Linked DNA regions of Homo sapiens: regions 1 and 2 are each linked to region 3. A link is a contact called in ENCODE Hi-C data. All regions are on one chromosome and are shown on one strand. Each heading gives the region's core, a stretch centred on a gene start or an enhancer-like site at or near the end of the contact. The rest is flanking DNA. Distances are from core to core; before and after follow the strand shown. Region 1 overlaps AOPEP (aminopeptidase O (putative)). Region 2 overlaps AOPEP (aminopeptidase O (putative)). Region 3 has its middle 96 kb from the start of HSD17B3-AS1.

Region 1 (2,700 bases), core at 95-2,594, 1.3 Mb before region 3:
TTTCTGTAAACTAATTGATAAATAAATTCAGCAGACACTTATTTAGGGCGTCCTATGTACTGAACACTAAATTCTTCGGCTACAGTGATGAACAAATAGAGACAGTCCCTGTCTTCAAGGGGCTTATAGTCTGGTTGGGGAGATAGATAGTTATTAAACAAATATTCTCAAAAATGGAGTACGACAAACTGGTCAGTCCTGTGTGGGAGGAATGCAGGGTTAGAGGAAACACTCCTGGCAGGGCCTTGGGGCAGGTGCCTCTGAGGCAGTGATGTAGAAGCTGAAACCTGAAGGGCAGTGGAACGTGAGCCAGGCCAGGAGTAGGAAGAAGGGCATATTATACAGGAGGACAGGCTGTGATTGGAAGCAACTTGGAACTTTGGAGGACCCGAAAGAAGTGTTCATGGAATTTAGTGACCTATGGGAAGATTGGCGTGAAATGAGATTGGCAGCATCATAAGGGCGTCAGACCAAGCAGGGCCTCATATAAATCTGAGCTTCATTCTGAGCGTATTGGGAAGCCCAGCAGGTTTAAGCAGTGGCAAGGGTGGGGACGGGGTGGGCAGGTCGTGACCTGGCTTATGTTTTGACAAGATTGCTCAGGTTTCTGGTTCTAGAATGAAGCGACAGGAGTAGTGGCAGTGGAATGGTGAGATGAGATGATGTGTGGCCGCAATCCAGGCAGGAGATGAAGGTGGCTTAGACCTGGGTGGAGAGGGTGCTGGTGGGGAAAATTGGAGAGTTCCAAGATATGCTCTGGAGAATGCAGGACTTGAGAGTTTTATATGGGGAGATGATGAGGAAGAGGGAGATGTCAAGGGTGACTCCCGAGTTTCTGGCAGAAGCCGCTGGATGGATGGGTGCTCCATTGACTAATGTGGGGAGGACAGGAAGAGGAGCAGATTAGGAGAAAAGATTCTGAGTTCTCTGTACATGTCAGGTTTAAGAAGCCACTTAGCACAGTGCCTGACACAGAGCACACCATAAATAGTAGATTTTAGTAGCTTCTAATTCTGTCCATTTCAAAGTCATAATTGACCGTTGAGTCAGGAGACTTGGGTTCTAGCTCTGGCTAGTCCATGTTAGATAAATAAACCTCTTAGGGCATCAGTGTCCTCATCTACAAATTGGGGGCAGTCAGATTCGGTGCTTTTTGCGGTTTCTTTCAGCTTCAGTGTGCTGACAATGCTATGAGATTCTTTGGTCTTGACCACCTGGAATCCACTGTGGCCAGCTGGATCTGCTTCAGAGGGGCTGATGAACCAGAACTCTGCATATGGATGGCAGTTTCTGGTGGAAGCTGACGTACGGGGAGCTCTGGCCAAGGCAAATTGTGGCTCTCGAGGAGGCTTCATGACGAAGGGGAAGGATGTGGTTTGAGGGCAGCAGCAGCAGCTGCTGTCACCAAACAAGCATGAAATCCACTGAGCTTCAGATGACATTGCAACTGAGGATGGCTGTTTATTAATTGGCAAATTAATATGATGTGGGGGCATATGGAGAAATGGTGATGGGCAGAAAAGAAGATGAAGAGAGAAACATATACTGGTTCTTTCCTGTGTATTCATCTGTTACTGACACAGAGTCATCATTAGTGCCACAATGAGTATCAGGGATGGGTCATCTCCAGTTGAACTCCCTTAATTTACAGATTAAGCAACCAAGGTCAACAACGACTTCCATGACAACAGAGCCAAGCTGGCACTCAGGTCTCTTCACACCTGGCCTGTGCTTTCCTGCTCCACCAGGCTGCCAGGGGTGGTTCCCATGAGCTGTTTTAGGCCCATTTTTGGAAAAAGAGTCATTTGGTTTCATTTGTCTTAGACTAGATCCCAGAGATGTTATTTACTGTTCCCAACCCCCGATATAAAACCACTGAATGTGCAGGCCCTCTCATCAGCCAGTGCTTGACGAGTAGTACACCTGGTGCAGCCTGGATTCCACAGCCATCCTCCCTGTAACTGCATGGGTCGGGTCCTCCGTGCTTCTGTAGGACCTGCTCTTCTGAAGCACGTTCTGCGAGTGAAGGCTGCACTACGTCTTTCATGAGGCTAGACGGTGCTCTTCTTGTCCTCAGAGTTGTTTGTTGTTTGGTTGGATTTTAAAAACTCAACAACGGCTTTGTTTATGAAAAGCAGCTTACTAGGAAAGTTGCTTCATCCTGTGATCGTGGCTAGTTTGTGAGTGATTAAATTCCCTGGCCTCCTCTTTGGAAGCAATGACCAGTCATTCTGTTGGTTTATTACTATTTCACAACATAGGAAGCAGAGCACACCACCTCTACCTAACAGTTTAACTTGAAACACCTCATCAGAGTATGTGAGTGAGACTTCACATGTGCCTGTTGCATAGTAAAAAGGACGTTTCTTTCAAAGTCACTGGGCTGGCTGAGCAGGACCCCCACAGAAAAACAGTGTTCTTGGGCCTCAGGCATACCTCAGGGCGATGCTCAGGGATGTCTGAGCAATGTCAAGCCTGTTAGATGCATGGCAGGGAGGATCTGGAGCACAGATTGATCTCTCAGATGTGGGGTGAATGGGGAGGTAAATCATCCTTTAAAGGGACTCTTTTTCAAGGCTGAGAAACCATGTCCTGAGAAAAGGGAGGGCTCTGTTTCCAGAGGCCACACGTCTGGTTGACCTCCTTCCAGTCTCCTTGAACATGCTCTGTTCATTACTGAAACAGCGGTTTGCCTGCGAC
Region 2 (2,700 bases), core at 91-2,590, 1.3 Mb before region 3:
TTTGCAGTCAGTGCTCTATCCCCAGCTCTGCCGTTGACTGCTGTGTCCTGTTACTCCCTGGTAAGGTGCCATAGACCACTCATCTCCAGAACTCTTGTGGATAAGATTATGTGTAGATGCCGTTACATCTTAGGTCCTCAGCAGATACTGGTTCCTTGCTTCAGTAGGCTTAGGAAAATTTGGTAGTTTTATGGGTCAATAAACACATAAGTTTTGTGGCTTATTAGTGTGAATCACAGATTCTACAGTTCCTATCAACCCAATGTCTAAAATAATTCTCTAAAATAATAGCTCCAGGGAGAAAATAAAAATAGGTATGGTGACTTAGCATGGTAGTATGACAATATGAAAGGTTTGTTACAGAGTTGTTGGTCCACATTCCTTACATTGTACACATTGGAATTTCTCCGTTTCAGAAGGAGCATTTAGAGCAGCACCTACATTTTTGTTAGGTTTTCCTTCAAGGCTGTAGCTTGAACTTTTAATATACATACTCACTTTTCTTCCCCCCAAAAAGAAGGGTAAAGAAGGCAGTAAAGGTAAAGAAACCAGACATTATTTGATTCAGCTCAAAATGTATTTTTTAGTTCCTTTTCCACATTTAATAACAAATAAAGGCCGGGCGCGGTGGCTCACGCCTGTAATCCCAGCACTTTGGGAGGCTGAGGTGGGCGGATCACGAGGTCAGGAGATCGAGACCATCCTGGCTAACACAGTGAAACCCTGTCTGTACTAAAAATACAAAAAATTAGCCGGGCATGGTGGCGGGCACCTGTAGCCCCAGCCACTCGGGACGCTGAGGCAGGAGAATGGCATGAACCCAGGAGGCCGGGCTTCCAGTGAGCCGAGATCATGCCACTGCACTCCAGCCTGGGCGACAGAGTGAGACTCCGTCTCAAAAAACAAAAGCAAACAAACAAAAAAAATAAAAAGAAATCTTGTACCTGATCTTCAGGGATTTGGGATCCCACCTGGATTAAACTAGACTATCCAAGCCCTATTTGCCTGGCTTCCAGCCCTCCTGGAGTTCTGTTCCCACCAGTTAGACAAAGCTCTCTGTCCTTGACCTCTTTTCCCATCACTTTTGGATCAGAGATTGAGCCTGTCAGCTCCTGAAACAGCTGTCTCTGATCTGTTCTCAGTATTATCTGAGCCATTATCTGACTTGTGTCTGAAAGGACTGCGTGATGGAAACTTCTGAAAGAACCCTCTGTCACCCCACCCGCATCTTCCAAATAGAGCCAGAGAGGCCCAGAGTCAGAAGGCTAAGAAGACCAAGTGTGTGGCCAGCAGCTGCGGGGAGCCAGGGCAACTCCTGCCCGCCACTCTTCCTCTGAATGCCTAGCCCTCTCCGCCTGTGTTCACAGGCCAGCCCTCCCCGGGGCATACACAGCATTTTGTAAATAGTAACTGTGTGTCTTGGTTGAGATAATCTTGTAGGCCAGAATGGAATGTCTCAAGACACTTTGCAAACGGGATTTTATTGTTTAGTTTTAGGGATAGGATCTCACTCTGTCACCCAGGCTGGAGTGCAATGGCACGATCTGGGCTCATTGCAGCTTTCACCTCCCAGGCTCAATCAGTCCTCCTCAGCCTCCTGCGTAGCTGGGACTACAGGCATGTGCCACCATGCCTGGCTAAATTTTTTTTTTTTTTCATAGAGACGGGGTCTGACTACGTTGCCTAGGCTAGTCTTAAACTCTGAGGCTCAAGCAATCCTCCCGCCTTGGCCTTCTGAAGTGCTGGGATTACAGGAATGAGCCACTGTGCTCAGCCCAAAAGGGATTTTAATTTTGCAAAAGGACCAACCTTAAAAGAGCTTTGAATAATAAGTTTCTTTAGTGCAATTCTTTTTTTTTTTTTTTTTGAGATGGAGTCTCGCTTTGTCACCCAGGCTGGAGCACAGTGGCGCAATCTCGGCTCACTGCAACCTCTGTCTCCCGGGTTTAAGTCATTCTCCTGCCTCACCCTCCTGAATAGCTGGGATTACAGGTGCCCACCACCACGCCCAGCTGATTTTTGTATTTCTAGTAGAGATGGGGTTTTGCCATGTTGGCCAAGTTTGTCTCAAACTCCTGACCTCAGGTGATCTGCCTGCCTTGGCCTCCCAAAGTGCTGGGATTACAGGTGTGAGCCACCGCGCCTGGCCAGTGCAATTCTTTTATGTTTTTGTTCCCCACCTCTGTTCCGATTTTCCATTCCTTAGGTATAGTACTTTATGAGCTTTTTGTATTAACCCCCTGTGTTCCTTCATGCAGATGCAGGCCAATTAGACGATACATATTATTACTCTCTCTCCCTTTTCTTAAAAGGAGATAGAACACACACCCTATTTTACACTGTGCTTTTGTCAATTATCATTATCCCCTAGATATAATATTAGGCCTTAAAGAGTTTCTCATTCTTTTTTATTTAGCTGCATAGTATTCTAGTCTATGGATGCTCTCAGTTATACTTTTCCAAAATATGGATCTTTGACTTTTTCCAAAATTTTACTGTTGTAAACAATGCTGTGTTGAGCACCTGGTATATTTAAATAGTCAGTGAATCACAAAGATTTCATTAACATACCTGCCATATTGTGGGAGGTAGGGATGTGCCTGCATCTTATTTATCCTTCACTAGTGCTTGGTAACTGTAGGTGGAACCACATGCAATTTCTGTTTGGGGAAATCTTAAAAGCAGTAGAATATCAGCACT
Region 3 (2,700 bases), core at 83-2,582:
TGCAGAGAACGCAGCTCATTTGCTGGAATGTGCTGAAGAAGTGACCTACTCCATGGACTTTGGGAGGCAAGCACTTATTTTCTTCTTCAGCCTGCTTTAGACCCTCCTATTTTCCTAGCCGGAAAGGTGCTGGGATTAACTTGCTTGCAAGGAGCGCTGAGGAGCATGGACATTTAGAGACACAGTGTTAGCTTAAAAGCCTATTCCAGTGCTCCACTGTTAATTTTTAGATCCAACACTTGAGGACAATTTTTCCCTCAAATGCATGCAAATTATTGGAAATGAAGATGACTGAGGAAAGGCAGCAATCTGAAGACTGCTGCTGAAGCGTCCAGAAGGCTCCTCGAGCAGAGCACGCAGCTTCTGTTTCCGGGGCTGCTGCATTTCCTGCAACCCCATCTTCAAGTCCAGGTGGTAGGGAAAGGAGAACACTTGATGTTAGCAATTGCAATAGTCCCCCGTTATCTGCGGGAACAATCCAAGACCCCCTATGGATGCCTGAAACTGCAGATAGTATGGACCCTACATATACAACACAGGTTGTCAGACAGCACGGGTGGTTCACGTTCCCACTTGAAAACGTTTGAAGTGTGAAACCATTTGTTTCTCCCCAGTGGGACCCTTCCTGACGCCAGGACAGACTTGGCCTCTTGGGTTAGTGTCCCTGTGATACCGATCCTTCTGCAGGGATGTTTGTCTAGCCCTCACCAGACCCTTGCAGTAATACCTAGACTCTTTTAACGAAACCAGGACCAAGAATACAGTGTTCAAGGGGTGAGAACTCAGGTATACAGACGAACAACTGTACTACATTTTTCCTTGTACATAAATACCTATGAAAAAGCTTAACTTATGAATTAAGGCTAAGACACTAAGAGATTAACAACAATACCTAATAATAAAATAGAACAATGATAAAAGTATCTGTAATAAAAGTTATGTAAATGTGGTCTCTCTCTCTCTCCCAAAGTATCTTATTGTACTGTACTCACCGATTTTCAGACCACAGTTGACTGTGGGTAACTGAAACGGCTGAAAGCAAAACCACAGCTAGGGAGACTACTGTGTCTATGTTTAGAGCAGCGTTTCTCTACTGTGGTTGGCACTATTGACATTTTGGACTAGGTGGTTCTTTGTTGTAAGGGGCTGAGTGTCCTGTGCATCATAAAAAGCTAGCAGCACCCTTGACCTCAACCCAGTAGATGTTGGTCCCAACACTCCCCCAATTTCCAGACATTGCCTAATGTCACCTGGGGGGGCAGAATCACCCCTAGAACCACTGGCTTAAAGGAAGGAAAGCTGACTCACATGCTACATTTACTTCTTACACGGTAACCCACCGTGGCACCCGTCCCATTGATCTGCTTCAGGCACCAGCATCTTCTGCGGAATCTGGTGCTGACTAAGCTAGCTACCAAAGCATATTGTACGGCCCCACTGGTTTCTTGGAAATGGACTTTTGTTTCCACTGCAGATCTGAAAACAGTGACCACAGGAGCACCCTGCCCGGTGACGGTGCTGAGAGGTCACTGTTATCACACTATAAATATTAAGCTTTAAAATGTCACTGCTGGGTACAAACCTCTGGTCTGATAGAGGAAATAAGACCTGCTGTTTGATAGATCAGTAGGGTGACTACAGTCCACAATAATCTAGATACATTTCCATATAGCTAGAAGAGACTAATTCAAATGTTTCTGGCATCAAGGAAAAATACATATTTAAGGCATGGATATTCCAAGTACACTGATTCGATCTGTATGAATTACACAAATATATAAAATTACCACTTGTATCCCTAAAATATGCATGTCTTATGCATCAATTTAAAAACAAAAAATCAGATACAATTTTAACTACTAAAGTTCTTAAATGAAAACTGAAACATGATTTAAATTCTTAAATAAGGCCAGGTGCAGTGGCTCAAGGCTGTAATCCCTACCCTTTGGGAGGCCCAGGGTGGATCACTAGGTCAGGAGTTCGAGACCAGGCTGGCCAACATGGTGAAATCCCATTTCTACTAAAATACAAAAATTAGCTGGACATGGTGGTGCACGCCTGTAATCCCAGCTACTCTTGAGGCTGAGGCAGGAGACTCGCTTGAACCAGGGAGGCGGGGGCTGCAGTGAGCCAAGATCATGCCACTGCACTCCAGCCTAGGCAACAGGGCAACACTCTGTCTAAAAAAACAAAACAAAACAAAACAAAAAAATTCTTAAATGAAATTTCAGATGTATCCATGAAACCCAGAAGTTCTAAGCTGGCAATATTTGTCTTTGGTCAAATATCAGTTTACACACTTGTACATTCGACATTGGGTCACACTGTGTATTTTGAGCACACGTCTGAGAAGAATATTTATTCCCAAAGCATGGTCAGAGCACAGCAGGCACTCCAGTAGGGTGCTCAGTGGTATTTGCTGAACAAATGATTCCATCAGCCAATCCTATATTGCTGAGCATTTAAGTTGTTTGCAATCTTTGGTCTTATACAGTATCTTGCAATGAGCTTTCTTAATTAGAAAGCAACCCTATTTAATAATCCCCTTGAAAAATGTTTTAAGTGGTAGAATTATGGCATCAAAAGGTCTGAACGTTTTTGTGGTTTTTTATACCTATTATTGTGTCTTCCAGAAAATCCTAGTTATATAATCAGCAATGAATTAATGTTTTTCCCCACACTCTTGTCAGACCCTGGGTA

What was found. Hi-C counts contacts between places; a loop is a spot of excess contacts on that map. Pooled maps may share reads with other maps.
Region 1: a loop to region 3 is called in a pooled map, with 6 times the contacts of the local background. The contact joins two enhancer-like sites. A Hi-C loop is called at or near these places in 2 of 37 single-sample maps with no recorded cell type and 4 of 50 pooled maps.
Region 2: a loop to region 3 is called in a map with no recorded cell type, with 9 times the contacts of the local background. The contact joins two enhancer-like sites. A Hi-C loop is called at or near these places in 2 of 37 single-sample maps with no recorded cell type and 1 of 50 pooled maps.

Annotation. Positions count from the first base shown.
Region 1 is chr9:94,859,852-94,862,551 of GRCh38, forward strand. All of the region lies in intron 5 of AOPEP (aminopeptidase O (putative)), which reads left to right. Among named protein-coding and RNA genes, the nearest start is that of MIR2278, 51 kb to the left of the region's middle. RefSeq lists an enhancer at 1,337-1,386. Within about 2 kb of position 1,345, at least 16 of the 41 ENCODE cell types and tissues checked have a DNase peak (open chromatin) inside an H3K27ac peak, as active enhancers do.
Region 2 is chr9:94,818,097-94,820,796 of GRCh38, forward strand. All of the region lies in intron 5 of AOPEP (aminopeptidase O (putative)), which reads left to right. Among named protein-coding and RNA genes, the nearest start is that of MIR2278, 9.5 kb to the left of the region's middle. Within about 2 kb of position 1,341, at least 13 of the 41 ENCODE cell types and tissues checked have a DNase peak (open chromatin) inside an H3K27ac peak, as active enhancers do.
Region 3 is chr9:96,149,344-96,152,043 of GRCh38, forward strand. No RefSeq gene overlaps it. Among named protein-coding and RNA genes, the nearest start is that of HSD17B3-AS1, 96 kb to the right of the region's middle. Within about 2 kb of position 1,333, at least 3 of the 41 ENCODE cell types and tissues checked have a DNase peak (open chromatin) inside an H3K27ac peak, as active enhancers do.